Linked DNA regions of Homo sapiens: regions 1 and 2 are each linked to region 3. A link is an interaction called in ENCODE POLR2A ChIA-PET data of the cell type or tissue named here. Cell type or tissue: OCI-LY7. All regions are shown on one strand. Each heading gives the region's core, and the rest is flanking DNA. Links, peaks and the distances in the headings are about the cores only. Region 1 has its middle 28 kb from the start of FSD1L. Region 2 overlaps ABCA1 (ATP binding cassette subfamily A member 1). Region 3 overlaps LOC105376197 (a long non-coding RNA gene).

What was found. ChIA-PET counts read pairs that join two places held together with the same protein. Peaks named below come from ENCODE experiments on the same cell type or tissue, not always from the same donor. Only the 100,000 strongest peaks of a DNase experiment are listed, where the experiment ranks them.
Region 1: POLR2A ChIA-PET joins it to region 3 with 6 read pairs; 5 of 35 experiments call an interaction of 5 or more read pairs at or near these places.
Region 2: POLR2A ChIA-PET joins it to region 3 with 6 read pairs; 2 of 35 experiments call an interaction of 5 or more read pairs at or near these places.

What each region holds. Positions count from the first base shown.
Region 1 is chr9:105,414,578-105,425,104 of GRCh38, forward strand. It overlaps a transcript of SLC44A1 not described here. Among named protein-coding and RNA genes, the nearest start is that of FSD1L, 28 kb to the right of the region's middle. In OCI-LY7, for the core only: no CTCF peak of the experiment used is centred there; no DNase peak of the experiment used is centred there.
Region 2 is chr9:104,896,665-104,907,191 of GRCh38, forward strand. It overlaps ABCA1 (ATP binding cassette subfamily A member 1), which reads right to left. Exons shown (of 50, transcript NM_005502.4): 2 at 6,950-7,107. The coding sequence starts at 7,015. Among named protein-coding and RNA genes, the nearest start is that of ABCA1, 26 kb to the right of the region's middle. RefSeq lists an enhancer at 6,509-7,421. In OCI-LY7, for the core only: no CTCF peak of the experiment used is centred there; no DNase peak of the experiment used is centred there.
Region 3 is chr9:105,121,473-105,131,999 of GRCh38, forward strand. All of the region lies in intron 2 of LOC105376197 (a long non-coding RNA gene), which reads left to right. Among named protein-coding and RNA genes, the nearest start is that of SLC44A1, 120 kb to the right of the region's middle. In OCI-LY7, for the core only: no CTCF peak of the experiment used is centred there; a DNase peak (open chromatin) is centred at 6,619.

The DNA.
Region 1 (10,527 bases), core at 4,422-8,421, 290 kb after region 3:
AAAACATAGCAGCATTTTAATTTTTAGATAGTAATAGATTTATTATTTTTATCTGTGTTTAAAATCATAGTAGTCTGGGCACCGTGGTGCACAACTGCAGTGCCAGCTACTCAAAAGGCTAAGGCAGGAAGATCTCTTGAGCCCAGGAGTTCTAGGCTGTAGTACGTGATGAACACACCTGTGAATAGCCACTGCACTCCAGCCTGGGCAACATGGCGAGACCCTGCTAGAACAAAAAAGAAAAAAAAACCATAGGAATAAGATGCATTTTCACCACTTTGGAATGTTTATGTCCCATAAACTAACCATTAGGGATCTGTTTATTGGCAGAGTTTCTGTAAATATATGAATGCTCTTGATGAGAAAAGGAGATTTTTTTTTCCTCTCAGAGTGGAAGCCAGGTTCTTTGGTGGGATACTCACCCATCAAACATAAGAAAGGAAAGGTCAAGACTTTACTGGGTTCTATGGTTGATCCCAAGCCTGAGATAGGAGGATGAGCTGCACAACTTTGTGAAGGTAGCCAAGGGTAACTGGGAAGTTATTAAGGGCACAATAGAGGTTTATTGAGTGAATCAACAAATGAATCCTTTGGCAGCCTGATTGTTTCTGAGTAGGTGATTTTGAACAGCCCACAGTTCAAAGATTTCTCAAAGCCCACAGTTTTGAGAAATCAGTGTTTCTCAAAAGGCATCACAATAGGGGGTGCAAGGAAGGTAAAAAAGGCAGCGTTTAAAACAGAAATTACTCAGGGTCTCACTTCTACCTGCTGAATCAGAATCTCTGCAGCCAGCAGACAGAAATCTGCATTTTAACAAACCCCAACCCAGTCCAGAGGATTCTGCTGTATAATAAACTTTGCTAACTATGGACACGCATGCTGTTCCAGCTGAAGTTTCCACGGAGGGACGGAACCTTAGAGGGAGGCAGGAGTTCCAGCTGGAGCAGGATTTTGGGGTGGTCGTCCTTGAGAGGGCAGCCATAGTACATGTGCTTGTCTCTAGCGACACCTGCTGGTTGAGAGTGACAATTAACAACCCCTGAAACTACACAGGTGTTTTCTCTAATGGGGCCTCCAATACTAAAGGCATTTAGTGTTTGCATTCTAACAGCGGTAATTAACATACCAAAAGCCCCAGATATGGGACACTAACTTTTATATGTGTATCCTCTTTTCACTAGCTTTCAGGTAGAAACAATATATACTTGAAGAATATTGTCCTTCGATTATCTTACATGTTTCTTAGAATGAATGTTCCCGTTTTACGTTCATTTGAAAAAAGATCAACTTTTGGATATTCTCTGAAAGGATTGACTGAATTTTTTTTTTTTTTTTTTTTTTTGAGATAGTATCTTGCTCTGTCGCCCAGGTTGAAGTGCAGTGGCGTGATGTCGGCTCGCTGCAACCTCCACCTCCCGGGTTCCAGCGATTCTCCTACGTCAGCCTCCCAAGTAGCTGAGACTATAGGTGCCCACCACCATGCCCAGCTAGTTTTTATATTTTTAGTAGAGGTTTCACCATGTTGGCCAGGCTGGTCTAGAACTCCTGACCTCAAAAGATCCACCCATCTTGGCCTCCCAAAGTGCCGGGATTACAGGCATGAGCCACCGCACCCAGCCTACTGAACTTTTTGACTAGGGAATTTGTTCTCTGTTATTGTTTTATGGAAATAAGAAGAAGCTAATTCTTATCTGACATCAAAGACTCCAGGCAAGATAAAAAAAAAAAAAAGTACCATGATATCTTAGAGAAAAATTGGTTCTTCTACTTTCCTGAGCACCTACTATATGCCAGTATTCCTCTCAGGGAGGCTCACAGTTGAGGGATGGAGAGGGGATAGGTGTGGTCAGTGTAGCAATAGAAGTGTGTATAATGTGTCACAGTAGTTGGGGGTGGGGGCAACAATTCATTCCATTGGGGTGGGTCAAGGAATAAATTGAGGCCTAGGGGAAAAGTGTGATCTTCCAAATCCTCCACAGACATCGCCAGATCTGAAGTTCCCAGAAAAGAGACTGGTGTGTGCTAAGGCATAAAGGTGTGAAATAGCATTTGCGGCATATGCACTTGGAAAGCAGTAACCTCCAAATAATATGTTCTTATAAAGTGTGAGGCTGGAAATGATAAGAGATGAGGCCAAGGAGTCAGGCCACGTCTCACCCACCTGCCAAGAAGGTTAGATTTTATCCTGTAGGTGGTGAATAACCACAGAATAGTTTAAATTTAAGATTTGCTTTTTATCAGGTTGTTTGTCCCACTTGACTATCCATGCACAAAGTATAGAACCTCCTATTTATCTGACAGTGGTCAAAACTGAGTCAAAAGGCCTAAGATTATATCTATTAATTGAGAATTTCATGCAGATTAAACACAAAAAGTCCCAGTCCCTTTGGAAAGTAACTTAGCATTCTGGTAATTACATTTGACCTGTGTGCTGTAAAAGGTTTTGGTTTTGGTTTTAGTTTTAATGTAGATATTTAACAGAGCTGAATTTCTGTGCCTTTTATGTGTGAGCTGCTGCACTGCCTCCTCTCCTTGTCCTAACAGGGACTCACACACAGCATTCCCCTCACACAGACCCCAGAAAATCCCATCGGTGTCCTTACTGGGGCCAAACACTGAGCACTGGTTCCTAGAACCTGAGGCATGAAATAAACCAATTCATTGTTTTCTGCATAATTTCACATGCTTTTAAAATAATAAGTGATAATGGATACATTACCATGTTGCCTTTCACAACAGGGTAAGATGCTCACTTTGTGGTCGTACACATGATCAGGACCTTCCCTCATGGAAGAAGGATAAAGAAACCTTGTTTCACCCTCCTCCCTCCTGCTTGGTCTTCAGCCATACCATGCATGTCTTTATGCACTTATCATGGTCTGGTGGAAAAGCATGGAATTTGGAATCTGATGGACTTGAGTTTGGATCTTGCCCACCCCATCACCTTGCCAAGTTCCTTAACTTCTCTTTCTTTACCTGGCAAAAGGAGCTAATAATGCCTTCTCTTGAAGACTGAGTGAAAAGTGTGATTATATCCTGAAACCAGTGCCCAACACACAGCAGATTCTTAATAAATGCTAGTCCTTTCCATTCTTTTTCTATCTTGCCCTTGATATCAGTGAGCCATCAGAAGGCCAGGAAGCAGCCAGGCATGGTGGCTTATACCTGTAATCCCAGCTACTCAGGAGGCTGAAGCTGGAGGATCATTTGTAGTCAGGAGTTTGAGACCAGCCTGGGCAACATAGCAAGATCTCATCCCTACAAAAAAAAAAAAAAAAAAAACAATTTAATTAGCCAGGTATGGTGGCATGTGCCTATAGTCCCAGCTACTCAGAGGACTGAGGCAGGAGTTTTGCTTGAGCCCAGGAGTTTGAGGCTACAGTGAACTATGATTGTACCACTACAGTCCAGTCTAGCCAACAGAATGAGACTCTGTCTCTAAAAATAATGATAATAGGCTGGGTGCGGTGGCTCACGCCTGTAATCCCAGTACTCTGGGAGGCCGAGGCGGGCGGATCACCTGAGGTCAGGAGTTCAAGACCAGCCTGGCCATGGTGAAACTCCATCTCTACTAAAAATACAAAAAATTAGTCGGGTGTAGTGGTGCATGCCTGTAATCCCAGCTACTCTGGAGGCTGAGGCAGGAGAATCTCTTGAACCTGGGAAGCGGAGGTTGCAGCGAGCCGAGATTGCGCCATTGCACTCCAGCCTGGGCAACAAGAGCAAAACTCCGTCTCAAAAAAAAAAAAAAAAAAAAAGAAAGAAAGAAAAAGATAATTAGAAGTAAATAATTTTTAAAAGACCAGGAAGCTCACAGCCTTCAGTTCACACTGCAACAGTAGTAATTGGCCATTAGATCATGCTGTTCAGTGTTGTCCTATGGGGCTTACCTCTGGAACAGGTTAATTAAATAAAATCACACTTCTTAGCTTACAGATTTTCTGTCTTGATGTCTTTGTAAAGATTTTGAGCTGTTTTGGGTATGGAGTCTGACAGTCATTAACTAGCCCCCACCCTTCCCACTCCCCTGTTGTTCCAAGAGGACCCCAGTTCTGTCAATATTTGCTCACCACTAGATGTGGGCCACAACCCTGAAATGATTCCCAAAGCCAGGCCTTCCTGGCCTATGGGTTAAGCTGCCCCAGTTGCACAGATAAGCAGCTTGTGCCTGACTGGCCTGCCCCCAAATCAGGAGAGAATCTCTTAGCCACTCGTGCTGAAATGTGACTTTCTTATTAGCAGATATTGTCTAACAGACTGTGGATTCTTGCTCATTGGCCAAGTCAACAGCCTAAAGGACCTTACTCTCAAAAATTTAGGTAAAAGTTAATCTTTGACTTAGAGGGACAACATTTTTGGGGACAGTCTTCATTGCATGTAGTTTGCTCTGTTTGCACTCATCTACTCTTAATGTAACATCCTGGAAATGCCAAGATGTTGGCAGATTGTAACTGAACAAAATTTGGCAGTGAACTTGACAATCAAAATAGAGCCAAGTGACAAAAGTTTGAAAAGACACAAAAGAAAAAGATTTACAAGCTGAAGAACGCTAGAGTTAGCATAGAGACATATGGTTATAGAAAAAAATGCGAGTTTGCAAAGCTGTAGCACAGAACAGCACTAATATAAATGCCTGCTCAAATGTGGCTGCAAGACAAAGCTGGTGCCTGATATGGGGAGATAATGATGATCCTGAAATATTACCCTGCTGTATTTGTACTTGAAGGATTTTAAAGTATGTTCAAAGTAAATTTTATCTGTGTTTAATAAGCTCACAGGATAAGAAAGGAGATTGTGCCTTCATTGTAGTTTTATAAAGAGAGTATCTTTCAAGACATACACAAGACAGGAAAAGGAAAACCAGTCTTTGGAAAGACCATATGTTGCAATCTGAGAATTAGAAGGTTTGAACATCTATATTCCGAGAAGCCTCTTATTTGCTTTGGAACTCCCAACTTACAGGTATAGCCAACTGTTAATTATTAATACAAATTAATTTAGTAATTTCTACCTTCTACCTAGTTCAGAAGTTCTCTTAGAAGGCCATGTATTTCTAGCTGGGCGCGGTGGCCCACGCCTGTAATAATACCACTTTGGGAGGCCGAGGTGGGTGGATCACCTGAGGTCAGGAGTTCGAGACCAGCCTGACCAATATGATGAAACCTCATCTCTACTAAAAATACAAAAATTAGCCGGGCATGGTGGCATGTGCCTGTAATCCAGCTACTCTGGAGGCTGAGACAGGAGAATCACTTGAACCCGGGAGTCAGAGGTAGCAGTGAGCCGAGGTTGCACCATTGCACTCCAGCCTGGGCCATAATAGTGAAACTCTGTCTCAAAAAAAAAAAAAAAAAAAAAAAGAAGGCAATATGTTTCCATGCTGCCTGCTCTGAGAGTTGAGAGCAAAATCTGTTGCTTCCTACCTCCCATGCAGTGCTCCTTGCCCTGTCTTCTGGAACAGCAAGTGCCTATGCCGTTCAGCAGTTCTTCGAGCATTTGATTAGAGGAAGCATTTGATTAGAGTTCTCTTTTGTCTGCCATTATTCAGAACAAATGCATGGTCTCCAAGCCCTCCCCATCCAGGATCCCCGACCCTGACCCTAGCAGAATGCGCCCTATTGCCTTGCATCACCCCAAGGTTTTGGCAGGAACAGAGGAAAGAGGCCAAATGTCCTATTTTACTTCTTGTTAGAGTTCTAGAAAGACCAAGGCAGTGAAAACACTTGATTAAATAAAAGTCAGGAAAATTGGTGACTTTTTTTATTTACAAAATGTCGGCGTTCTCTTGGGCATGGGAAATTAAAGTTACAAACACTCTTTCCTTTGTCCCGGAGACATGTGCATGGTGAGGTAAAAGGGAGAGTTACAAAGACTCTTTTCTTTCACTGAGAATCATGCATCCCTTTTTAATATATCTCTTTCTTTTCTTTCAAATTAAAAATGTGCCAGAAAGTTGAGCTGATTATGAGTCAGTGCCAAGCTTATCCAAAATGGATGTTCTAGGCCGGGTATGGTGGCTCACGCCTGTAATCTCAGCACTTTCGGAGGCTGAAATGGGCAGATCACCTGAGGTTGGGAGTTCAAGACCAGCCTGACCAACAGGCAGAAACCCCCTCTCTACTAAAAATACAAAATTAGCCGGGCGTGGTGACACATGCCTGTAATCACAGCTACTCGGGAGGCTAAGGCAGGAGAATCACTTGAACCCGGGAGGCGGAGGTTGCAGTGAGCTGAGATCGCACCATTGCACTCCAGCCTGGGCAACAAGAGTGAAACTCCATCTCAAAAAAAAAAAAAAAAAAAAAAAAAAAAGGATGGTCTAGATAGACGTGCTGTTGTGTTGCTTTGATGTCCTACTGAGTTAAGCACTGCAAGAGTCCATTCAGAAAGACACAGATATATAGCATAATTTTGATAAATAAAAACAATTCAGAAAATGTTGAATAAAGTAACAAATATCCAGAGTTCCATAGGTTTAACCGTATCATATATTTTTAAAAGGCAGGTGTTAAGCGTTTTAAAAACTATTTCACCTTAAAATTATTTATTTTCCTTATAAAACAATACCTGGAAGTGGTTCCTCTGGTTTTCAAATATATGATGTGATAAATGGAATGCATTAATATTTTATGAATTAGATGTGCTGGAATGGCATACATTGCTCCTGGAACAGCTATCATTTACTGAACACTTTTTCTCCTTTTGCCTAGTAAGCAAAAGCCACTGTGCTAAGGGCTTTCTAGGCATTATCTTTAAATCCTTGTAAGAATCATGAGACAGAGAGTGGTTCCCATTTTAAAGTTGAGATCACAATGACTCAGAAACTTAAGTTATATTACTAGAGGTCAGAGAGCCTCTGGCAAGTTATTCAACTAAGCATTAGAGCCACCGTCATTAAAAGAGTTCTGGATTACAGGAGTTTATATAGTAACCCACATTCAGAGAATAGAGCAGCGACACTCATAATCCAATCTTGCATTAGGTTCACAAGACTTCAGAAATCTCTTTTTTTTTTTTTTTTTTTTGAGACAGAGTTTCCATCTGTCGCCCAGGTAGGCAGAGTGCAGTGGCGCGATCTCGGCTCACTGCAAGCTCCGCTTCCTGGGTTCACGCCATTCTCCTGCCTCAGCCTCCCGAGTAGCTGGGACTACAGGTGCCTACCACGGCGCCCGGCTAATTTTTTGTATTTTTAGTAGAGGCGGGGTTTCACCGTGTTAGCCAGGATAGTCTCAATCTCCTGACCTCTTGATCCACCCGCCTCGGCCTCCCAAAGTGCTGGGATTACAGGCGTGAGCCACCGCGCCCAGCCAGGAATCTGCTTTGAATTCCTTCAGCACACTGGTGCATTGTCAGTATTTTTCAGTCTTGCACAGGCCTAACTTTTCCAGTAAGTTCGGACCTCTGGTAGAAGTGACTACAGTACTGAGCATACTCAAGTGTTTCACTGAGTGCCAGTTGAGAGAGGTGACAGCGTTAGGTTGGACTCTCCTACCTGAGTGATGACAATAAGGAAGTCCACCAACTTCCTTTTTATCCTCAAGGTCAGAGTTACATCTAGCAACTTAGGTACTCAAGCCAAGTAGTTAGAAATTTCCCCTTAAATCAGCAGGGTGGAAGCTGGTCCCTCTGTACTGCACAGAAAGGGGCCCTCATGATCTCATGATGCAGGACTCCTGCCCTGACCTTGGGCCTCCTGCTCCATCCTTTTTTTTTTTTTTTTTTTTTTTTTTGAGACAGAGTCTTACTCTGTAGCCAGGCTGGAGTGAAGTGGCACCATCTCGGCTCACTGCAACCTCTGCATCCCGGGTTCAAGCAATTCTCCTGCCTCAGCCTCCTGAGTAGCTGGAACTACAGGCGCGTGCCACCACACCTAGCTAATTTTTGTATTTTTAGTAGAGACGGGGTTTCACCATGTTGGCCAGGATGGTCTTGATCTCTTAAACTGGTGATCTGTCCCTTCAGCCTCCCAAAGTGCTGGGATTACAGGTGTGAGCCACTGTGCCCAGCCCCATCCTTTATCAGCGGCCATGAGACAGATCCCTGGATAGGACAGACCTACCTCATATGCTGGAGAATTGCTGTGGCCATTTGGCTAATTAGAGGGCCAAATTTGCATTGTAAAATGGTACCCACTAAATTATAATTCCCTGGGGGCAAAGCCTATTTTCAGTGTCCTACTTCTGGTTTGCGTGAAGTTGAACATTTTTTCTTACAAACTCTCAGTGGCACCACCAATTTAAATAAAGAGGGAATTTTAGCTTATCTTGTCTGGTGTCCAGAATCAAACAAGTTTGTGGGTAGAATATCCAAGTCACTCATGTTAAAAACTCTAGAGTTCTCCATTACACTTCCTTCTCCCCGATCATCTCCTAACCCCTAGCAAGGAGCAAAGTTAGATTTATGTCAGGCCCTGTGTGGGACATAGTAGGTACTTATTGAATGAACAAAGGAAAACTGGGACGGAAGGAAAGAGGGAGGGAGACAGAATTTGAGTGTTTGAAATCTACTCTTATGTTAACAGTGTGAGGAAACAGCTCTTTTGAAAGTCATTTGGAAACGTGTATTAAAAATCTCAAGAATGGGCCAGGCGTGGTGGCTCACGCCTGTAATCTCAACACTTTGGGAGGCCAGGGTGGGCGGATCACCTGAGGTCGGGTGGGCGGATCACCTGAGGTCAGGAGTTCGAGATCAGCCTGACCAACATGGTGAAACCCTGTCTCTACTAAAAATACAAAAATTAGGCGGGTATGGTGGCACATGTCTGTAATCCCAGCTGGTCCAGGAGGCTGAGGCAGGGAGAATCACTTAAACCCAGGAGATGAAGGTTGCAGTGAGCCGAGATTGCCCCATTGCACTCCAGCCTGGGCAACAGAGCGAGGCTCGGTCTCATAAAATAAAATAAAATAAAATCTCAAGAATGTGCACATTTTTATCCAGCAATTCTGTGTTTAGAAATTAAGGACATGTGAAAAGATTTTGCTGCAAATCAGACTATTGTTCCTTGTTATAAAATATTGCAGCCAACCTGAATACCCAACAATAGAGAATCAGGTGAATGAATTATAATACATCTAAACCGCTTCTTCCTCTAACCTTTCATATCTCAGTAAATAGTAACACTGTTAAACCAGTTGTTCAAGCTGGTAACCTAGAATCATTAAATTTCCCTTTCTTTCAACTTGTCATTTTGAGTCTTGCCATTTTCCAAAATATACAAGGAGTCATCTTATAGATGTATTAACTTATGAGAGCAATAGATGTCATCAAGCCTAAAAGCCAATCTATCAAGAAAATCTGAATGCTTTTAAGGGTTTACTCACCATGGATATAGAAGGAAACATTGTTCAAGTAACCAGGTAAGTGGGTGTTGATTCCAACATCATGGAAGATGAAATTAAATTAATTGAGAGCCATAGGGAAATATGGACAAGGAAAAATTAAAAATAATAATATAGGGCTGCATACATAAAACACATATGTACAGTATTGTACTTTATGGATGATTTAAGAGATTTTTCAGAGTTAATTTTGATTAGATGCAATCAGTACAATCTTTAGATCCTGAACACCAGGCTCCCTGCTCTTGCCCTCCTCTCTCTGGTCCTCTTCCATGGGGCAAGGAGTCCACCATGGGATTAAGGGGACAGGCCCACCCTAAGCCTAATACCACTCTCCAGAATCCTAGTACCCTAGAACTCCCTCCCAAGACAAGGCCTGTATGAGTTTCTTCTCCAGATACTTCTTCCTAAGGATGGATACTGGCTGTGATTGTAGCAGGAGATGTGGCTGGAGCTTGCCCTTGTGGGCTCAGGTGTCCACAGGTAAGCGTGAGCAGCCCCTCCTAGTGTGGGCTGGGGCGAGGAGTGGGAAGAGAATGGGAGCAGAGTCTTCCATTTGTCCTCTTGCCTCAGACCTCACTAATGTTAGTAGTCATCCTGAATGCAATGTTTACTGCTAACTAGTCATACTAACTAACTTTCTCAGTCCCATATAGGATATGATCCCATTAGATCTCAACTTCAACTATTATATCAACAATGGTGATAAATAATTAGTATTTTAAAAGATAAGCAAAAATAAGAAAATTGGTTGGGTACAGTGTCTCACGCCTGTAATCCCAGCACTTTGGGAGGCCAAGGCAGGCGGATCACTTGAGGTCGGGAGTTCAAGACCAGCCTGGCCAACAAGGTGAAACCCCATCTCTACCAAAAGTACAAAAATTAGCCAGGCGTGATGGTGCACACCTGTAGTCTCAGATACTTGGGAGGCTGAGGCAGGAGAATTGCTTGAACCCAAGAGGTGGAGGTTGCAGTGAGCCGAGGTCAGACCATTGCACACTCCAGCCTGGGCAACAGAGTAAGACTCCATCTCAAAAAAAAAAAAAAGAAAAGAAAGAAAGAAAGAAAACTAACTACACTCACATTTTGTTAACTTAAATAACCATGGTAACACCTCACAGATTTTTAAACACATATATTTGGAATATATGGTAAATATGTATGTAGTATATATTCATATTTTAAAAAC
Region 2 (10,527 bases), core at 2,651-6,650, 230 kb before region 3:
ATATCAAATGACCAAATGAATAACTCCAAAATTGCTCCCTACACATCTTTTTTTTTTTTTTTTTTTTTTTTTTTTTTTTTTTTTCAGACAGAGTTTCACTCTGTTGCCCAGGCTGGAGTACAGTAGTATGGTCATAGCTCACTGCAGCCTTGACCACCTGGACTCAAGCAATTCTCCTACCTCAGCCTTCCAAGTAGCTGGGACTCCAGGCAAGTACCACCATGCCTGACTAATTTCCTTATTTTTATAGAGATGGAGTCTTGCTATGCTGCCCAGGCTGGTGTTGAACTCCTAGTCTCAAGCAATCCCCCCACCTCAGCCTCCCAAAGTGCTGGGAATACAGGCATGAGCCACCATATCCAGGTTTTAATAAATGTCCCAAAAATAACTAGAAAAGGAATCACTATTTAATCAAGTGATTATTTATTAAATAATCACTGGGATGACATGATATGAATGTGAAGAAAAATTAATTTTAGACCCATCCCTAACAGCATACATGCCAATGAGACCTGGGAAAACTAAAGTGAAATCTTAAGGATCACATCAGAAAAATGCTAGAGAGGGGAAATGATTTTTAAAACCAGGCCTGCCTTCCCTGAACTACAAAGTCTCATGCATTGATGGTGGCTATTTAAATTGGTTGGATCCTCTGGAAAGACATCTGATCAGACACTTCAAGGGCCATTTCCCTTCAACCTAGTAATCCTGTTCCTCAGATTTTGGCCTACAGAAATAATACAAAAATAATAAAAGATTAAATGTATAGAATCTTTATAGTAATTTATTTGTAACAGCACACATGGAACAATCTAAATGTTGGCAACAGGGTTTGAACTTATAAAAACTGTGTTAATGGATTACTGCACAGCTATCAGGAATGTCAAAGGCATCATCCCACAGTAGATTTGGAGCCAAAAGATCCCAGCCCTCCTCTTAGCAACTTTTTATTTTTTGAGACAGAGTCTCGCTCTGTCACCCAGGCAGGAGTACAGTGGTGCAATCTTGGCTCACTGCAACTTCCACCTGCCAGGTTCAAGCAAATTCTCCTGCCTCACCCTCCCAAATAGCTGGGATTACAGGCAAGTGCTACCACGCCTGGCTAATTTTTGTATTTTTAGTAGAGATGGGTGTCACCACATTGACCAGGCTGGTCTCAAATTCCTGGCCTCAAGTGATCCGCCCACCTTGGTCTCCCAAAGTGCTGGAATTATAGGTGTGAGCCACCATGCCCGGCCATTAACTTATTAACAATACTCTCTTCATCTGTGAAACAGAAATTGCAACGCATACACCTCAGAATTGCTGTGAGAATCAAGAAAGTAATGGATATCAAAGTATTACTTTCAAAACTATAAAACACAGCCTACACATCAGAAATCATTATTCTAAATCAGAAGATGATTTAGAAATATGTGAACACGCACACTAAATAATGTTAAATGAAAGAAGAAAACAGCATAAAATGGTCCATGTATATGTAATGATTACAATTGCTTTCTTGGGCCTTTGTCATTCAAGTTCCCTCTATCCCAAGAGTCACCAGACAATGTGGCCTGACTACCTCAGGGAATCCTCTTGCACATAAAATAAAATTAAATTCTCAGGGGGCACTGTGGGTCACGCCTGTAATCCCAGCACTTTGGGAAGCCGAGGTAGGAGGATCACAAGGTCAGGAGTTTCAGACCAGCCTGGCCAATATGGTGAAACCGCATCTCTATAAAAATACAAAAATTAGCTGGGCATGGTGGTGGGCGTCTGTAATCCCAGCTACTAGGAGGCTGAGGCAGGAGAATCGCTTGAAACCAGGAGGCAAAAGTTGCAGTGAGCCGAGATTGCTCCACTGCACTCCAGCCTGGGCGACAGAACTAGACTCCGTCTTGAAAAATAAATAAATAAATAAATAAATAAATAAATAAATAAATAAATAAATATTAAATTAAATTCTCCTTCCCCAGGAGAATTGGCCCTAAATGATCTGGTCATGTCTACTACCAACTCATCCCCCGCCAGTCTTATTCACTCCACCAGTGCCACTGGCTTTCTTCTGTTCCCTGACCTAGGGGACAGGCACCCCCAGTCTCTCTGCCTGGAATGGATTTCCCTATCTCTAAGCCTCTGATCTTTGCCTGGCTAACCATTGCTTGAACTTCAGGGCTCTCAGCTTTAATGTGACAACCTGTCAATCTAAATGAAATCCCTACCCACACCTGCTAGTATCTAACACCAGTACCATAGTTTGCCGGATTTTTTCCTTCATAATCCTCATCACAGTTGATAGTTATATTTTTATTTGTGTGATGATATGTTTCACATCTGCTGGCCTCACTGAACTGTAAGCTCTACGAAAGCAGTACTCATGCCCAGCTGCTTCACCACTATATACCCAGCTAACCATACCACAAGTAATAGATGCTTAATAGATATTTATCCAAATGAAACAATAAATGTCTATTTGTTTTAACTTTCTTCATTCCGTAGAAGAGAAAACTAAAGCTCTGGAGAAAGGAGTTTTCCTAGGCCACTGAGGCAGATGGTGGCCAAGCTGGGATTGGAATCATGACCACTGCTGCCGGCCCAGGAGTAAGGACAGGGAAGAAATGTGTCAGGTGAAACTAGAAGTGGGGAAAGGATGCAGAGAGTTTCCATCTACTCTGTAAAATTCTCTAAAAGCTCATAAATGAGGAGTTTTAATTTTTGGATAGTTCATTCTTTTTCATTAAAGAATGCCCAAATAGTGGTACTCTGGCTGGGTGCAGTGGCTCATGCCTGTAATCCCAGCAGATTGGAAGGCTGAGGTGGGTGGATCACTTGAGGTCAGGAGTTCAAGACCAGCCTGGCCAACATGCTAAAACCATGTCTCTACTAAAAATACAAAAATTAGCCAGGCGTGGTGCTGTGTGCCCATAATCCCAGCTACCCGGGAGGCTGAGGCATGACAATTGCTTGATCCCGGGAGGCAGAGGTTGCGGCGAGCTGAGATCATACCACTGCACTCCAGCCTGGGCAATAGAGTGAGACTCAGTTTAAAAAAAAAAAAATCACAATTAACTATTTTCCCAGCCACATGACTAGTCAGATCTATTTGAGAAAATTAATAATAAAGGCAAAAGAAAAGAGGCCATGTGGCCACCCTCACTTTGTCCAGTTTGTTCCATGGGGACCTTGGCCTCTGGATCAGCCTAAAACCAGATGAGGATCGTGAAAGCTCTGAAGTTCTCTTCCCCTTCCTGTCCCCAGCCCTGTTTGTACTGAATACCTGCCACCCACACAAGTTAACTGTTACTTTGGACCCAAACTGAGCTTTGCACCCAACTTTCACAACTCAATTCAATTTATTCTTTGCCTAACAGAAACAGCGGAAAACTAACCCTGGCTGATGGTCCCCCCTCAGTCTGCACAATGGGGGTACAGGAGAGGCAGGGGACCCAGGAGTTACCAGCAAACCAGGACACAGAATGAAAAGGCAAGCACTGCCTTTCAACAGGGTTGCTCTGGGGTATACCATTCAGCTCCAGGCTGAACATAGCGTTTCTAGTCTTCCTGGCGGCAGCACACAGGCTTTATGTATGCTTTCTATTCTTCCTAGTGCAAGGGAGCCTCCTCAAGACCTGCAAACTAATGGGCCTTAAGACATTTCCCACTCATTCAGTAAATACTTACTAAGCATGTCCCAAGGGCCAGGCTCTGTGCTGGGCTCTGAGGCCAAGCGTATACACTCCAGGATCTCAGGAGACAGGAACTGTGCAATGAACATCCATACGCTGCAGGCAACAGCTATCATGGACTGCTAACTTCTTCCCCTACCTAATGGGCAGGGCTGGTTCTCACTATGTGAGCTAACAAGTGGCCCCAAAACCCTTAAGAGGTTCTGACGTCTAAACAATATAATCTAGAAATCTAAGCCAGGTGGATTGGAAAGTAGCTACCAGTCAGAACTTGAGATTCAGAGACATAGAAGCTTTAGTATACACAGAGAGCAAAGCAAAAAAGGGTCTGCAACTGTAGGGCCACCAGGAGACTGGTTCTGGTGCTACTTTCCTGACTGACCAACTCTGGGCACCTGTGCCCCCCTGAGCCCCAGTTCTGTCAGCTGTACAAGATGCAAGCCAGATCTTTCCAACTCTAACAATCTAAGCATCAGCAACCTGAAATAAATCACTTTTCTTTCTGATTCAGCAAAATATACTTCCTTTAGAAATCAGGAAGAGAGTTAAGGAAAACAGGTTAGCAGGCAGTGGTATAACAACTTAAGCCCCTTTGTGTCAGGGTGTTGCATCCCACTTCCTTCTTTAAAAAGAACTCTGCCACAAGGCTACAAACTGCCTTTGGCTAAACCTGCCTATCTCTCTAATCCTAACACTTTTAAACCCATCTGCAATACCAAGCAAGAAGCAACAAGACCAGTGGAGTCTGGCCCAATTTGAATGACCCAACCCCACATCCTGTTGCAGGATTCCTTCCCTGGCTAAGCACGGAAAACCTTTTCCCTGCCCTTTCTTCTAACTTCAAGCTGCTAAGCAGCTGCAAAAAAATAAAAAATAAAAATAGTTTGGAGGAGGGAAGAAAAGTCACTGTGATGGGACAGAATGAGGCTCGGCCCTAGTCCTGGGGATCTCAGCTTCTGGTTGCAGCTCAGTTGCTGGCTGGGTGACCTCAAGAAATCCCTTCCCTGCTTTGTACCTCAGCTTTCTCATCCGTAAAATAAGAGGTTCAGACTAGACTACCCCAGAGCCATAGCCCCCCTTTCATTGCCAACATGATATGATTCTTCCCACTACTCACTAATGGACACACAACATGGATAAACCATGGCGGAGACAATTTCCCAGCAAGTGGGCCCCCTCTACCAGGATAAGAAGGGGCAGGAGCCCTGGATCACACTGTAGCAAAGGAATAAGAGTAAGGACGGACATAGAGGACTGGAACACCAAGACCTGGGGATAACCACGGGAGGCAGGGAGAAAGGCAAGGAAGGAGTCAGAAACTTCAATATTCTCAGATGGAGAATAGGCAAAATAATGACACCACTGAAAAGCGATTAGGCACATTGAGTTAGAGTGCCAGCTCCAAAGTCAGATTATCTGGATTTGAACCCTACCTGTGCTCCTTGTTAGTGGTGTGGACCTCAGACAAGTTACTTAACCTCTCTGAGTAGCACGTTCCCCAGCTACAACATGTGGAAATAACAGTACATCGCGGGGCCTTAAAAGGAATAAATCTAGTTAATAATGCCTAATCAGTTAGTGCCTCACACATGGAAGCTCATTCTAAGTGTTTGCTTTTATTTTATTAATATAATATTATCTATTATACTTTACAATTATTATTAAAACAGATAGGATCCACAGATTCCAGTCCCTGTTCTCTCACTAGAGACCTCAGAATTCAGGTTCCCCATTTGTAACATGAGAGGCTGAACACAATCAGTTTTTCTCAAAGGAAGATCTGTATACATATTGCTGAGGGATTATATTTAAGTTCTCTAAGAGGATTTTAAACACTTTGTTTTCATTTCAACAGTCATCTAAACAAAGTCTAATAAACACATATGGATTTTTTAAATGCTTACTTTAAAGCCAAGTTCTGGCACAAGATTTCAAAGCCCAAGTTTATATTTGTGTTTATGATTGTGTTGGCACCAGTATAATTGTAGCAAACTCATGAGGATGGAACAGGTGCCATCAAATTAAGGTCATACAAGTAGAAAAATGGGTGGAGAATTCAATCATTAGCACATGATAATATAGACTGGCCAAACTCAAAATGATCAGCATGATAGCATTTACTGCCATGCAACTTATAATTTGGTTTCAGTTGAACAACAGCTGCCTCACCACATTTAAGGTATTAATTTGAATGGTATTGATTTTGCAATTTTGGCTGCACTTAATTTGTAAATATGTATGGGTCATATAGTTGTATAATAACAGCCTATAAGAAGTTTATACCTACTTTTACTTCCTAATATTTAAGTAACACTATAATAAAAAAGGAAATTTAGTGAACAAAAGGATGCTTTGACACTTTTGTTCTTTTACAGACAGTGCAAGCATTATTCTAGTTTGAGGAAAACTGAATGAAATTCTCTCCAAAGTCCCTTATAGCCCTTTGAATCTCAGAAAGATGATCATTTTGATTACAGACATGTTAAGCTACATTAAGACAGCCAAGTGGGGATACTGGCTTAGAATCCAGGAAAAAAAAATAAAGGCAGAACAGGAACAAGAGACTTAGAAACTAACTACAGAGAAATGCATCCTAGAGATGGGATCTCTAAGGAAGGGTGTTCAGAGATAGAGAGACAAAGAGCTGACGTCTGAGTTTCAGGGAGTTCACTCTGCTCTACAGCCCTCACATCCCTCTGTGGAAGAGTTCCATTCACCTGCGCATTAAAGATGATCTCCAGATTACTCAAAGCATTATTGGCCCATCTGGGAAGTGAATGGCTTAGAACCCTCTGCAGAAATAAAACAAGTCTCAGTTATTATATTCCTCCAGGCCTGAAGGAAAGAATCCAGATTGACACCAAGATACCCAGTATTGATCTCTAAGAGTGGGGCCACTAACTCACTTCACCCACAGCTTCCAGAAATACAGGGGCCCATTAGGGGCTTTTGGAGAGCCAGGTGGCTCCCAGGGCTGCAGCAAAAGGAAAAAGTGGGGTGCTCAGGGGCGATTCGGAGCCAGGTCCTAGGGATCAGAACTCATGCCTGGGCAGTAGCACAAACCAAAGCTACTATTTCTACCTGGCTGCAAATCTGCCCTCTATGATAAGCCACATGCCATATCCGGACCACACAGTCCTGTGTCCATAAGAGCCAGATTCCATCAATCCCTGTGTGAAAACCAACACAGCTTCCTTCCCTCCCTCCCTCCTCCAATCCCCAACTCAAAACCACAAAGAAAAAATGAGAGAACCCCCCGCTGCTGAAAAACCCAAGCTTACTGTTTGTCTTCTTCTGAAAGTGAGGTTCTTCCACAGCAGCAACCTCAGCTGAGGCCAACAAGCCATGTTCCCTCAGCCAGCACCCCCAGCGTGTGGCTCGGGAGCCCTGGAAGGCAGCGGCCAGAGCTCACAGCAGGGACGCCGTGGCTGGTCATTAACTGAAAGATAAAGCAGGAGGGGAAACAGCCATCAGTTATTGCTGCAAAGCCATACACCAATGAGGACTGCTAATCCAGCCCTCTCAGCTGAGACCTCCAACACACAGCTCTGCATCATGACTGCTTCTCAATGGATCATGAGTCACCAGCTCCCAGCCTCTGGGTTCACCCACAAAGAGGGACTCGGGAGGTGTTCCGACAGCAGGCTAGGAGCTACGTGTTATGGTCCTAATCATTTTAGTTCTATAGATGTTATCATCTGGGAATGAAGAATGCATTTCTGAAAATAGACCTCTCTCAGGTGGCCAAAAACACTGAGGATGGAAATGGCATACTGGAATCCCAGAGACCTACCTCTCTTTTCTAAGAAAATGCCTCCCCTTACATACAAAGTCAGCAGCATTTGTAAATTTTGCCTCAAGCCTGGAGTGACTTATACTATTCCCTGAACTTCCTTACATACTAATTTTCAGTGGGTTATACAACTGAGTCCTTCAAATGATAAAAAGCACCATCGGCCAGGCGTGGTGGCTCAAGCCTATAATCCCAGCACTTTGGGAGGCCGAGGCAGGCGGATCACGAGGTCAAGAAATCGAGACCATCCTAGCCAATACGGTGAAACCCCGTCTCTACTAAAAATACAAAAATTAGCTGGGCATGGTGGCAGGCACCTGTAGTCCCAGCTACTTGGGAGGCTGAGGCAGGAGAATCGCTGAACCTGGCAGGCGGAGGTGCAGTGAGCCAAGATTGTGCCACTACACTCCAGCATGGCGACAGAGCGAGACTCTGTCTCAAAAAAAAAAAAAAAAAGCACCATCAATAAAGCAGTTTCCTAATCTGGAAAACCACAACGTGCCTTAGATGAGTGTGAGTAAACACCAAGAAAATGCTACCGACACCTGGCTCTCAGGTAATGAGGACAACCCTAGCGCTGTGTCTCTGGAAAGAAAACAGCATCCCATGGAGAAACAAGTCTGCTATGGCAGGCTCAGGGCATCAACTGTGAAACCGACAAACAAGCTCCCATGGTCAGCACATATGCACACTTCTGGCCTTGTTCCACCTGCACCTGAACACACCGCCCCCCTACTCCGTTGGGTGTCACAGGTGCCTCCTTGGAGGACTGTTTGCCATGCTAGGGCAAGAAGGTCTTCTCGTGAACAAGGGATACTACATTCTGTGTATCCCAGCCACCCATCCAGCAGTTACCCTTATTTAATGCTGGAATAGTCCCAAGTAGTTATATTAAAGTTAAAGCTGGGGAGGGGGCAGAAGATGAAAAATGGAAGGGAGGACACACAGGTGAAAATTCGGCCCTGCTGGCACTTGGTAGCCATGAACTCTCCTAGCTGTGCTTATGAAATGGCTCAGTGAATCACTGTGGCCTCTAGAGGAGTAGGGGCAAGGGTAGGGTGGGACACTGGGCATGAGGAACAAGGAGCAGAAGGAACTAAGAATGCAGTAGCGAGGTATGGATACAAAACCAAGCGCTAGACTAGAAATCTGTGAGTCCAAATGAGATCTCCATGCCAAGGTCAGTCTCTAGTAGAACAATACCCTTTTATCTACCACCCAACAAGGACTTGGATTAAAACTTCTAGAAAAGTCAAGAGATTGGAGGAAATTGCAGTGTCTGAGAAGAAAAGACAGCCTACCACTATGTATTCCAATTCATTCATTGACAGTCCAATAAATCAAGAAATTCTCTGAAATAGTCAAGCCTTAGGACCTATTTCTTTTCCTTACCATTTGCTCAGCAAACTTCTAGAAGGACACAGGCCTCCAAAGTTTCTTACTCCAAAAAGAGGAAGAGTTAAACCAGCACTGCATCAGTTTGTTCAAAGATGACAACTGGCAGCACAGCACTGGCAACCAGAGCAGCATTGTGAGACACATGCTTGTCATCCCAAATTGTTTTCTAAGTGGCTCAGGACAGAGCTTGCATTCCAGAGACACTGAAATAAATAATTAGCTAGATTTTTCTCATACAGAAGCTGCTCTCCAGGAATCAGTTCGTTGATTTAGAAGCTACATGAATCTCTTGAAATCCCCAAGGTAACAATGAGGAGGGGACAATTAAAAAAGGAAAACTATCAGAAAGAGCCCAGGCATGAATTAGCCCCGGCTTCCCAACTATGTGCCCCTGGCCAAGGCTTTATGCTCTCTAAGCATCAATTTCCTCATGGTAAAATAAGGATGACAATACTTACCTTGTATGGTGTTCAACTGTGTTCTACTGTGGATTCAACGAGATAATATAAATAATTTCCCAACACAGTACATGGCTTAATTTAAGTGCCAAAGCAATGTGAGTTCCCTTCTCCCCATTTATCTTTCTTCATTCCAACAATATCCTCTAGCTGAGAAATGGTTATATCCTGTCCAAACAGGACGTTCCATTATTTCTAGCAAATCCATTGTGGGTTTCTGGAAAGATAGGAGGGGCAAAGCAGTAAGGATGAAATCTTAATAGCCTAGTGTTGCAGTACCCAGAGCCAAACCCAAATATAGAATATCACCTCCCCTAAACCCTGAGTGGAAAAGCTCAAAGGAAGAGAAGACACACCTCTACACAACGTTCATGAGAAGAAGGGAAGGATGAGTTTTCTTGGACAGCATTTTCTTGGAAGTAAAGTGTCTGGGTTTCAAGAAAAAGGTTCTGACTCCAAGGACTCTCCAGGAAGCACATGGAGAAGGTTGCTAAGAAGTAGCATAGAGCCACAGTAGAAAGTTCTACCGTGGCTTTGCTGGGCACACTTAGGCAAGCTTCCTGCTCCAATTCCTCCCACCCACCTTGGCACTGACCTGGCCTCCTGCACAATTTGCTCCCCCAACTCAGAACACAATGATCAATACTGGGAGCAATTCTGTCCTAAGAGGAGAGTTTGGCAATGCCCGGCCCCTTCTGCTCAGGTAACTGAAGCCAAAGGGACATTTCCACATCAGTTTTCCAAGTTAGTGAACAAACAAACCAAAATCAAAAAAAAAAAAAAAAAAGATATAAAAGAGACAGTACTATGTACTAGATTTCTCAATGTTTCAAATGCAGTACACTCACTTCTGCCCTCATACACATTTCCAGTTACTGGCTGGAAAGGATCCCACTTCACAGTCATCCCAGTCAATAGGCCACTCTGATCCTGCTCCTAGATGACCGCAACTGCCACCTCACTGGTCTCCCAACCATTTGTCACAGAGCACCCAAAGTTACTCAGCTAGACCAAATATCTGAACATGCCTCTCCCCGACTTAAAACCTTTTGCCAGCTCCTCAGCACCTGAACATAGAGTCCAGTGCTCACCAAGGTCTACCTGGCCTCCCTTCTGTGACTCCAGCCTACTCTCTTGCCACTCCCCACCTGCTAAGCAATGCCCTGGAGATGTGTATACAGGCTCAGAATATGCTGCACGCTCTCCTACC
Region 3 (10,527 bases), core at 4,291-8,290:
ATAAAACAACCAAGATGTGTTATTTGTCACAATTTTGTGGGTTGGCTGGGCTCAGATGGACAGTTCTTCAGTAATGCCAGCTGGGTTCACGCACGTGACTACATTTAGCTAGGAACTCAGTGGGATTTGAACATCAAAAATGGCTTCACTCTCATGTCTGGCAGTTGGTGCTGGCTACTGTAAGAATTAAAGAAAGACGAAAGAAACACGAAAGGTGGTTTGACAGTTAAGGACAGGTTTATTTTAGAGAAAACAAACCTGAGAGGAGCTTCTGGCCAAGTTAGGTCAGAGACACAGTCTTACAGACTGAGTATTTAAGGATTCAGGGCAGGAGAGTTTATCAGAGGCTTGGACTGCTTCTGTGTCTCTTTGTTGTGCTTATCTGGGAGGGAGAGTTTTGTGTATGTTCCCATACATCTTCCTGCACCTGCAGGCATACCCCTGAGTCTGCTTTTAGCTTCCCTATCTTAGTGCACCTGAAGGGAAAGGAATGTGCTTATTAAGGCCCACTGTTTTACTGGGACCCATTGTATGAGGGTGAAGCTTAGCTTGGCACTTACCCAAGAGACTTCCCCCTAACCTCCCTCTGTGCCCTAGCTGGTCTTATCTGTGTTTTACTGTCTGCTCTTTTTCGCTGCTTGTTGTTAGAAGAGAAGTGATTTCCTTGAAATGCATAAGGCTAGAAAGGGAGCTGGAACTTAAAGTGGCAGTGTTTGTCAGAGATGACAGTGCTCCTGCTCTGTCAGCTACCATCTGGGACACTTCGGTTGTCTGCCACATGGTCTTTTATCCTCCAGGGCCTTTTTCTACATGGTCTTTCCACCAGGATAGCCTGGCCATCTTTACATGGCAGGTGGCTTCCAAGAGAGCAAAATCGGAATTAGGTCAATAGACAAAGAATCAGCTGGATTTATTTATACTAGCAATGAATGCTTTGAAACTGAAATTTTAAAACCAGTACCACTAACAGTTCCAAAACATGAACTACTTAGGCATAAGCTAATCTACAAAACACTAACGAAAGAAATTTTAAGAGGTAAATAAATGGATACTCCATGTTCATAGATTGGAAGACTGGATGTTGTTAACACAACAGGTCTACCCAAATTGATCTGTAGATTTATGGAAATCCAGACAGTACCCTCATCAAGGGGGCAAATTGTTATAGATACTTACGAGCTGATTCTTAAAAAGGCAAAGGAACTAGAATAGCCAAACCAACTTTGAAAAATAAGAACAGCAAGTAAGTGGTTAAACAAATAGACACTACTGAGCAATACGAATAATTGAAAGACTAAGTACACAACTTGAATGAATCACAAAGTCATTCATTATTCTAAGTGAAATAAGCTAGAAGACTCAATTATTATTAATTATTATTATTATTATTTTTGAGACAGAGTTTCACTCTTGTTGCCCAGGCTGGAGTGCAATGGCATGATCTCGGCTCACTGCAACCTCTGCCTCCTGGGTTCAAGAGATTCTCCTGCCTCAGCTTCCCAAGCAGCTGGAATTACAGGCATCCACCACCACGCCTGGCTAATTTTTTTTTTTCAGATGGAGTCTCACTCTGTTGCCCAGGCTGGAGTACAGTGCTGCAATCTCGGCTCACGGCAACCTCTGCCACCCAGGTTTAAGTGATTCTTATGCCTCAGCCTCCTGAGTAGCTGGGATTACAGGTGCCTGCCACCAAAAATTAGCTGGGTGTGGTGGCACGTGCCTGTAATCCCAGCTACTCAGAAGGCTGAGGCAGGAGAATCGCTTGAACCAGGGAGTTGGAGGTTGCAGTGAGCTGAGATCACACCACTGCACTCCAACCTGGCAACAGACTGAGACTCCGTCTCCAAAAAAAAAAAATTGTATTTTTAGTAGAGACCGGGTTTCACCATGTTGGCCAGCTAGTCTCAAACTCCTGACCCCCTGATCTGCCCACCTCGGCCTTCCAAAGTGCTGGGATTACAGGCGTGAGCCACTGGACCCAGCCTCCAGCTAATTTTTTGTTTTTTAGTAGAGAGGGGTTTCACCATGTTGGCCAGGCTGGTCTCAAACTCCTAACCTCAGGTGATCCACCCGCCTTGGCTTCCCAGAGTGCTGGGATTACAGGCATGATCCATCGAGCCCGGCCAACATTTATACACTATATGATTCCATTTATATGTCATTCTGGAAGAAGCAAAAATATAAGTACTTTCTATAATCAGGACCATGTGGCTGGGCACAGTGGCTCATGCCTGTAATCCCAGCACTTTGGGAGGCCGAGGCAGGCGGATCACTTGAGATCAGGAGTTCAAGACTAGCCTGGCCAACATGGTAAAACCCCGTCTCTACTAAAAATACAAAAAATTAGCCGGTGTAGTGGCATGCACCTGTAGTCCCAGCTACTCAGGAGGCTGAGGCAGGAGAATTGCTTGAACTCGGGAGGCAGAGGTTTCAGTGAGCCAAGATAACGCCACTGCACTCCAGCCTGGGCAACAGAGCAAGACTCCAACTCAAAAAAAAAAAAAAAGGTCATGTGATATTGAGTATAAGATAGATAGAGAGGCCACCGTGCCCGGCCCAGTGTCTTTAATAGAGCAAAAAAGAGACCTATACACATAATGGTCAATTGATTTTTGACAAAGGTGCAAAGGCAACTAAATAAAAAAGTGATAGACTTTTTGACAAATGGTGCTGGAACAATTGGACATAAATATGCAAAAACATGAATCTCGACCTACAACTCACACCTTATACAAAATTTTTAAAAATGCATTACAGATCTAAATGTAAAAGGTAGAATTAGAAAACTTTTAGAGGAAAATATAGGAGAAAATTTTAATAATCTTGGATTAGGCAAGGAGTTTTTAGTAGGACAACAAAAGCACACTGTGAATAAGTTAGACTTAACATTTTTTGCTCTATTAAAGACACTGGGCCAGACACGGTGGCTCACGCCTGTAATCCCAGCACTTTGGGAGGCTGACACAGGTGGATCACTTAAGATCAGGAGTGTGAGACCAGCCTGCCCAACATGGTGAAATCCTGTCTCTACTAAAAATACAAAAATTAGCTGGATATGGTGGCACATGCCTGTAGTCCCAGCTACTTGGGAGGCTGAGGCAGGAGAATTGCTTGAACCTGAGAGGCAGAGGTTGCAGTAAGCCGAGATCACACCACTGCACTCTAGCCTGGGTGACAGAGCGAGACTCCATCTCAAAAAAAAAAAGACATTCTAGAGAACACAAAAATATAGAGGTATAGAATAGATCAGTAGTTGCCAGGGGTTAAGGATTGACAGAAGGTTTGACTACAAAGAGGTTACATAAGGGAATTTCAGGGAATGAGATCACCATTTATATTCTGGTTGTGTAAGTAGTTACACAACTCTATGTATGTGTCAAAATCACAAAATTATACAATAAAAGAGTAAATTTTACTGTGTTGAAATTTAAAAATAGGACAGGCGCGGTGGCTCATGCCTGTAATCCTAGCACTTTGGGAGGCCAAGGCGGGTGGATCACCTGAGGTCAAGAATTTAAGACCAGCCTGGACAACATGGAGAAACCCCATCTCTACTAAAAATGCAAAAATTAGCCAGGCGTGGTGGCAGGGGCCCATAATCCCACCTCTTGGGAGGCTGAGGCAGGAGAATCGTTTGGACCCAAGGGGCAGAGGTTGCAGTGAGCTGAGATCACGCCACTTCACTCCAGCCTGGGTGAAAGAGCGAAACTCCATCTCAAAGAAAGAAAGAAAGAAAGAAAAAATTAAAAATAAATAACATATAAAACTCAGCCATAAAAAAATCTAGTCAGGCCCGGCGCGGTGGCTCACACCTGTAATCCCAGCACTTTGGGAGGCTGAGGTGGGTGGATCACAAGGTCAGGAGTTCAAGACCAGCCTGGCCAACATGGTGAAACTCTGTCTCTACTAAAAATACAAAAATTAGCTGGGCATGGTGGTGCATGCCTGTAATCCTAGCTACTCCAGAGGTTGAGGCAAGGGAATAGATTGAACCAAGACCTGGGAGGTAGAGGTTGCAGTGAGCCAAGAACGCACACTGCACTCCAGCCTGGGCTACAGAGCGAGACTCCATCTCAAAAAAAAAAAAAAAAAAAAAAAAAATCTAGTCAACATTCCTCCAGACCCACCCTGGAGTGGACACCAAGTATCATCCTCATAGCAAACAATTTTTTTTAAATGTTCAACCTCCTCATTAATTTAAAAATGATAATTTAATCAAAGCAATACCATTTGCCTCCCCATTATATAGATTGCAAAACTTGTAATAATACCCAGTATTGGCAAAGGTATGATAAAGTGGGTACAATCAAATGCAACGAGTTGGCATGTGAATTGGTACAGCCGTTTTGGAAGGCAATATGGCAACATGTATCAAAAAGCCTTAAGTGTTCTTACTTCTTGGAAAAATAAAGCCACTTCTAGGACTCAGTCGTCATGAAATAATCAGAGATTCTGATGAGGAACATTATCTTTTCTGCATTGAAATACTGTCTCCCTCATTACAGGGATAGACGTGCAGCGGGTCCCAAATAAATGCTGCTAACTTTCTGGATGGCAACTAACTTCTATACAACATCTTGCTTCCAGCCAGGAGTCTGGTTGGAAGAGAAGCCTTCTACCTCCTGGGCCTCTTTGGTCAGGATGCTGCCTTCTGTGTATCTTTCATTGTGAATGACTAAAGTGACAATTATATGCCCAATGATTTCATAAGCAATACCTCTTACCATGCCCACAGAGAGAGTAGGGGTTCTTTTTCCAGACTGAGTACCTCGTAAAAAAACAAACCCAGGAGACCAGATGAGATAGAATCAAAGAGGCAAGAAAGTCAGTTCAGTAGATGCTGAGAACTGCTGGGAAATCCAGGGAATTCAGGCTGCAAGGCTGTCCAGGCTGAGCCCAGGCTACACTGACAGACTCAGACAAAAGCTGATTTCTAAGGAGACCTGTGAATTCAGGAAGATAGCTCAGCTTGGCTCAACATTCAAGAGAGAAGAGAAACATCCTGCTCAGCAGCCAGAGAAAAAAGGGCTTAGCTGAGAAATGCCAGGCACTAGCTTTTGAATCATTGGGAAAACATGGTCACTTTAAGATGAAGAAAGACCCTGACACAGGACTGAGGGTCTAGGCCTTGTCCTCAAGCCCCACCTGCAATCCCCATCTGCTCATAACAGCTATTCTCTTTGTCCTCAGCTATGTTTTGTTTTTTTTTTCTTTTTTTTTTTTTGAGACGGAGTCTCGCTCTGTCACCCAGGCTGGAGTGCGCTGGCACGATCTCGGCTCACTGCAAGCTCCCGCCTCCTGGGTTCACGCCATTCTCCTGCCTCAGCCTCCCGAGTAGCTGGGACTACAGGCGCCCGCCACCACGCCCGCTAATTTTTTGTATTTTTAGTAGAGACGGGGTTTCACCGTGTTAGCCAGGACGCTCTCGATCTCCTGACCTCGTGATCCGCCTGCCTCGGCCTCCCAAAGTGCTGGGATTACAGGCGTGAGCCACCGCGCCCAGCCGGTTCTCAGCTAATATTTTATTAATTCCTTTGCCCTATGCTGTTATATGGACACTGTAAATCCTCGTCCCAATCCTGGCTGTTTAGACAACCGCCTCTGCTCTGGCTATGGTGCTCCAGAGACCTCAGTCCTGATGTCTGGGCTCTCTCCTCTGTCCGCAGGCTCTCAGGCCCCACTCTATCCAGCATCTACTTCCCCTGCACATGCACACACACACCTCTCACTCCCTTAGTGGTTATAATAGGCACTGTGAGGGCTTAGTCCATGAGACTAAGTGATTAAGGAAGCAAGGAATCTTTTCATATTATTATCTCAAGTTGGAGAACTTTTTTTTTTTTTTGAGATGGAGTCTCACTCTGTCACCAGGCTGGAATGCAGTGGCGCAATCTCGGCTCACTGCAAGCTCCGCTTCCCGAGTTCATGCAATTCTCCTGCCTCAGCCTCCCAAGTAGCTGGGAATACAGGCATGTGCCACCATGCCCAGCTAATTTTTGTATTTTTAGTAGAGACGGGGTTTCACCATGTTGGCCAGGATGGTCTCGATCTCATAACCTCGTGATCCACCCACCTCGGCCTCCCAAAGTATTGGAGATTACAGGCGTGAGCCACTGCACCTGGCAAAATGGAGAACATTTAATTCAGTACGCTGACTCTAACAAGTGACCATTTCTAACACTGAGTGAGCACTCACTGTCTTCTAGGCGCTGTGCCAAGTACTCTACATGCATTATGAATTATTACAATTTAATCCACACAGCAACTCTGTGAGGTGGGAACTGGTACCATCATGATTAACATACTCATTTTGCACATAAGGAATGGTGGGCTCAGAAAGGTTAACCAATGTTCCCCGGACAATGGGGTTAATAAACAAACCAAAGCCATAACTTTGAACTCTTTCATTTAGCAAGTGTTAACAGAGTTCCCCCTATGTGTCAGACACTACTCCGCTAGGCACAGGCACTAGGCTATATTGGTAGACAAGACAGACTTAGCCACCACCTTCAGGAAACCCAGTATCTAGCAGATTAGGTAAACCTCAGGCCTCTACAGCTGCCCTAATTGGCCTCAGAGCCAGGATTCCAACTCATGTTTTCTACAACAAAGCTCAAACAATAACCACAACACTTCCTGCCTCTCTCTTACCGGAAATAGTGTCTCTGTGAGAAACTTGAAGTCTTGGAAGTTCTCAGGCTGAAGTCAAGCTGCATACCTGTATGACCTGACGTTGATGTTGAATTAAGTGCTGTGAATCAGGCTACTGGACACACGGAACCTTTTTTAATACTTTGCTCAAATGTCACTTTCTCAAAATGCTTTTCTAACTACTTGCCTCTTATCAGCATGGCTAACCCATCTTTCCCTGCTCGCTTTTTCATCATGCGTATAATCTTCTTTTATAATGTATTATTTATTTTATTATTATGCCTATTGCTTAGCATGTGCTTACTTGCACTTTTTTTTTTTTTTCTTGAGACAGAGTCTCGCTCTGTCGCCCAGGCTGGAGTGCAGTGGTGTGATCTTGGCTCTCTGCAACCTCTGCTGCCTGGGTTCCTCAGCCTCCCGAGTAGCTGGGATTACAGGCCTGCACTACCAGGCCCAGCTAATATTTGGATTTTTAGTAAGAACGGGGTTTCACCATGTTGGCCAGGCTAGTCTCGAACTCCTGACCTCAAGTGATCTGCCGGCCTCAGCCTCCCAAGGTGCTGGGATTATAGATGTGAACCACCATGCCCAGCCCTTTGCACTTTAATATAAAGTTCCCCCAAGGGCAGGGAATCCCTATCTGTTTTGTTCACTGATGTATCCCAGGGCCTAGACAGAGTCTGGCACACAAAAAGTACTCAGTAATTAATTTTTGTGTGAAACAATAAAGGTGAAGAGCATGTACGGGGTTAGCAGACAGATGGTGCTAATTAGGAATAAAGGATAGGGAAGGAAAACTGAGCTGGGAACTGAGGATAGAAGGGAACGGGGCAGTCAAGAGAGGTGTGCTGCAAGAACTGGAAGGGAGGGACCACACAAGCCCCAGCCTGAAAAACAGAAGACCCTGCAGGCGGTGGAGTGTTTATTCTTCTCTGTGCTCAGAAGCATGTCAGACATGTGAGAGCCAGGAAGCCAGGGTTGATCAGGAACTGTATGGCCTCCTGCACTCTGCAAGAATCCCAGGGAGTCAGGGGGTCAAACGAACAGTCAGGGATTGGGGATCAAAGCAGGCAAAGCTGAAATCCAGGAAGTCTGAGAGAGTAAGATAATGCTACCCATCCACCAAAACACAGAGAAGAGCCTAATCCTGGGGCAGCAACAGTGGAAACTAAGGTTTCTGTCAAGTTTTCTCCCAGGAGGTGTGTAGTCCATAGGGCTGCAGGAGTGGGCAGGGAAGAGAGTATGGTTAGTGGTAAGCTACAGCTGGAGAGAGCTGATTGTGCATTATCTCCTCCCAGATTCATGTTTAGTGTCTTCACATCTGTAGCTTGAAATTGGCCATGGCAGAAGTATTTACACCATGGAAATTGGCAAATGCTATATAAGTCAGGGATTGTTCGCTTGCTTGTTGGGCAGCTGGTTGTTAAATACTTACCAGCACACTGCTGGCATAGTTTACTATAGAACTGAGGCTGCGGGAAGAACTCTGTTCTTGGCTGAAAAAAGAAGGCACTAGAATTGCAGGTAGGTACTTAGGCTAAGGTGTACCCCATGGAAAGACACCTATGCCCTTGGGTAACTGCAGACAGAGCAAAGAGCCAAACTTAATAGATCCCTTCCCAGGGGTTCTTCTGTTCACTATAGAATTTACATGGGGATTCTTTCTCTTAAGTTTGGAAGCCAGAGACTCATTTGAATCCATTTATTCATTCGTTTGACAGGTACAAATAGAGGATCTGCCATGTTGCAGGTTAGTAGCTAGACCATAGAGAAGACAGACTTGTTCCTGCCCTCATGGAATGTGTTGCCTAGCACAGAAGTCTACAAATCATGGCCTAAGGGCCAAATGTAGCTCAGGACCTCTTTCAGTAAACAGTCCTCAAGTTAAGGATGGTTTTTACATTGTTAAAGGGTTGTGAGGAAGAACAAAAGGAAGGAGGAGGAAGATGAGGAGGAGGAGGAGAAAGAGGAGTGAGAGAGACCATGGGTGGTCTACAAAGCTTAAAATATTTCCTATCTAGGCCTTTACAAAAAAAGTTTGCCAACTCTTGGTGTAGCAAACTAGACAAACCTTACTCCTTTACAGCCACCCTAATTGGCCATTAAAAGAACAACGTTTGGCCAGGCACGGTGGCTCATGCCTGTAATCCCAGCACTTTGGGAAGCCGAGGCGGGTGAATCACCTGAGGTCAGGAGTTTGAGACCAGCCTGGCCAACACGGTGAAACCCTGTCTCCACTAAAAATACAAAAAAATTAGCCAGGCATGGTGGCAGGCACCTGTAATCCAGCTACTCAGGAGGCTGAGGCAGGAGAATCACTTGAACCTGGGAGGCAGAGGTTGCAGTGAGCCAAGATTGCACTCCAGCCTGGGTGACAAGAGCAAAACTCTATCTCAAAAAAAATAAAAAAAAAAGCAATGTTCGGGCCAGGACTTACCTGAGGAAAGGACCAGGAGTAGGTCAGGTGACACTAACACAAAGAATGAGGCAGCCGGGTGCGGTGGCTCACACCTGTAACCCCAGCACTTTGGGAGGCCGAGGCGGGCAGACCACTTAAGGTCAGGAGTTCAAGACCAGCCTGGCCAACATGGCAAAACTCCATCTCTACTAAAAATACAAAAATTAGCCGGGCGTGGTGGCAGGTGCCTGTAATCCCAGCTACTCAGGAGTCTCAGGCAGGAGAATTGCTTGAACCTGGGAGGTGGAGGTTGCAGTGAGCTGAGATCATACCACTGCACTTTAGCATGGGCAAAAAAAGAATGAGGCTGGACATCTCCTGGGTTATAACTGAGTAACCAACTAGAAATATGTGTTTGCAAGTATTTGACTGTGTGGACCACAGCATGAGACTGAGGTCTAAAAGTTGAGTTCCAGGAGAGGGAAGGTCAGGGGTTAGTCCAGGAACACAGGAGGGAACAAAGTCAGAGGACCCTTACTGGAGTCAGTAATGAAGGTAGAGAACAATAGCAACAGCAAACACTTCTAGAATGCCTGCTGCGTACCACGTGCTGTTACAAGCACATTACTCATATTAACACATCTAATTCTCCTAATAGCCCTATGAAGTTGGTCCTGTTATTATTCCTGTTTGACAGATGAGGAAACTGAGGCACAGGTAACAAAGTCTTTTGCCACCAGTGACACAGCTACTAAGTAGTAGAGCCAGGATTTGAGACCAGGTAGTATGATTTCAGGATCCATATTCTTAACCACTACACTCCACTGCAATACACTACAGACAGACTGGTGAGGGAAGGTAGGAAAGCAGGTCTTTTTATTTCTAGTTAAGTCTTTTGCTGGGCCCTGTGTCTGTGATTTGTTCCGGAGTAGAGAAGGGACTCTGTGCTTTCTCAAAAGAAGCAATTTCAAAACATGAGACTCTAAGGAGCAGGTCTGATAAACTGCACTTGAACCCAGAGGATGACCAGAGAAAAGCAGGGTACCAACCACAGTCAGGCCACCATGCATATTTCCCCAATCCTGTGACAAACAGGACTGAGCCTGCTCTGTGCCAGGCTCTGTCCTGGATGCTGCAGGGACAGAGATGAGACAGACTCAGCCTCGAGGGGCGGCAGCCATGAGTAAACAGGCTATGCTTAGTAGAGTCTGGATTAAGACCCACACAGCACCCATGGGGGCTCCGTGGAGAAAGCAGCTCCAATCCCAAGGGAGCTGCACCTATAAGCTCGAAGCCAGGTGCCAGGGAGGGATGTGGAGCATGGCCTGATCAGCATCACTTGGATGAAATTCCCTTCAGAATAGGTGACAAAAAGAAAGGGCTCCATAGACAAGTCAAGGGACCACTGGAGAGCCCAATAAACATCAATATGCAGAAGAGAGAAGCAACAGTATAAATCCCAAAGTAAATGCTAAGTC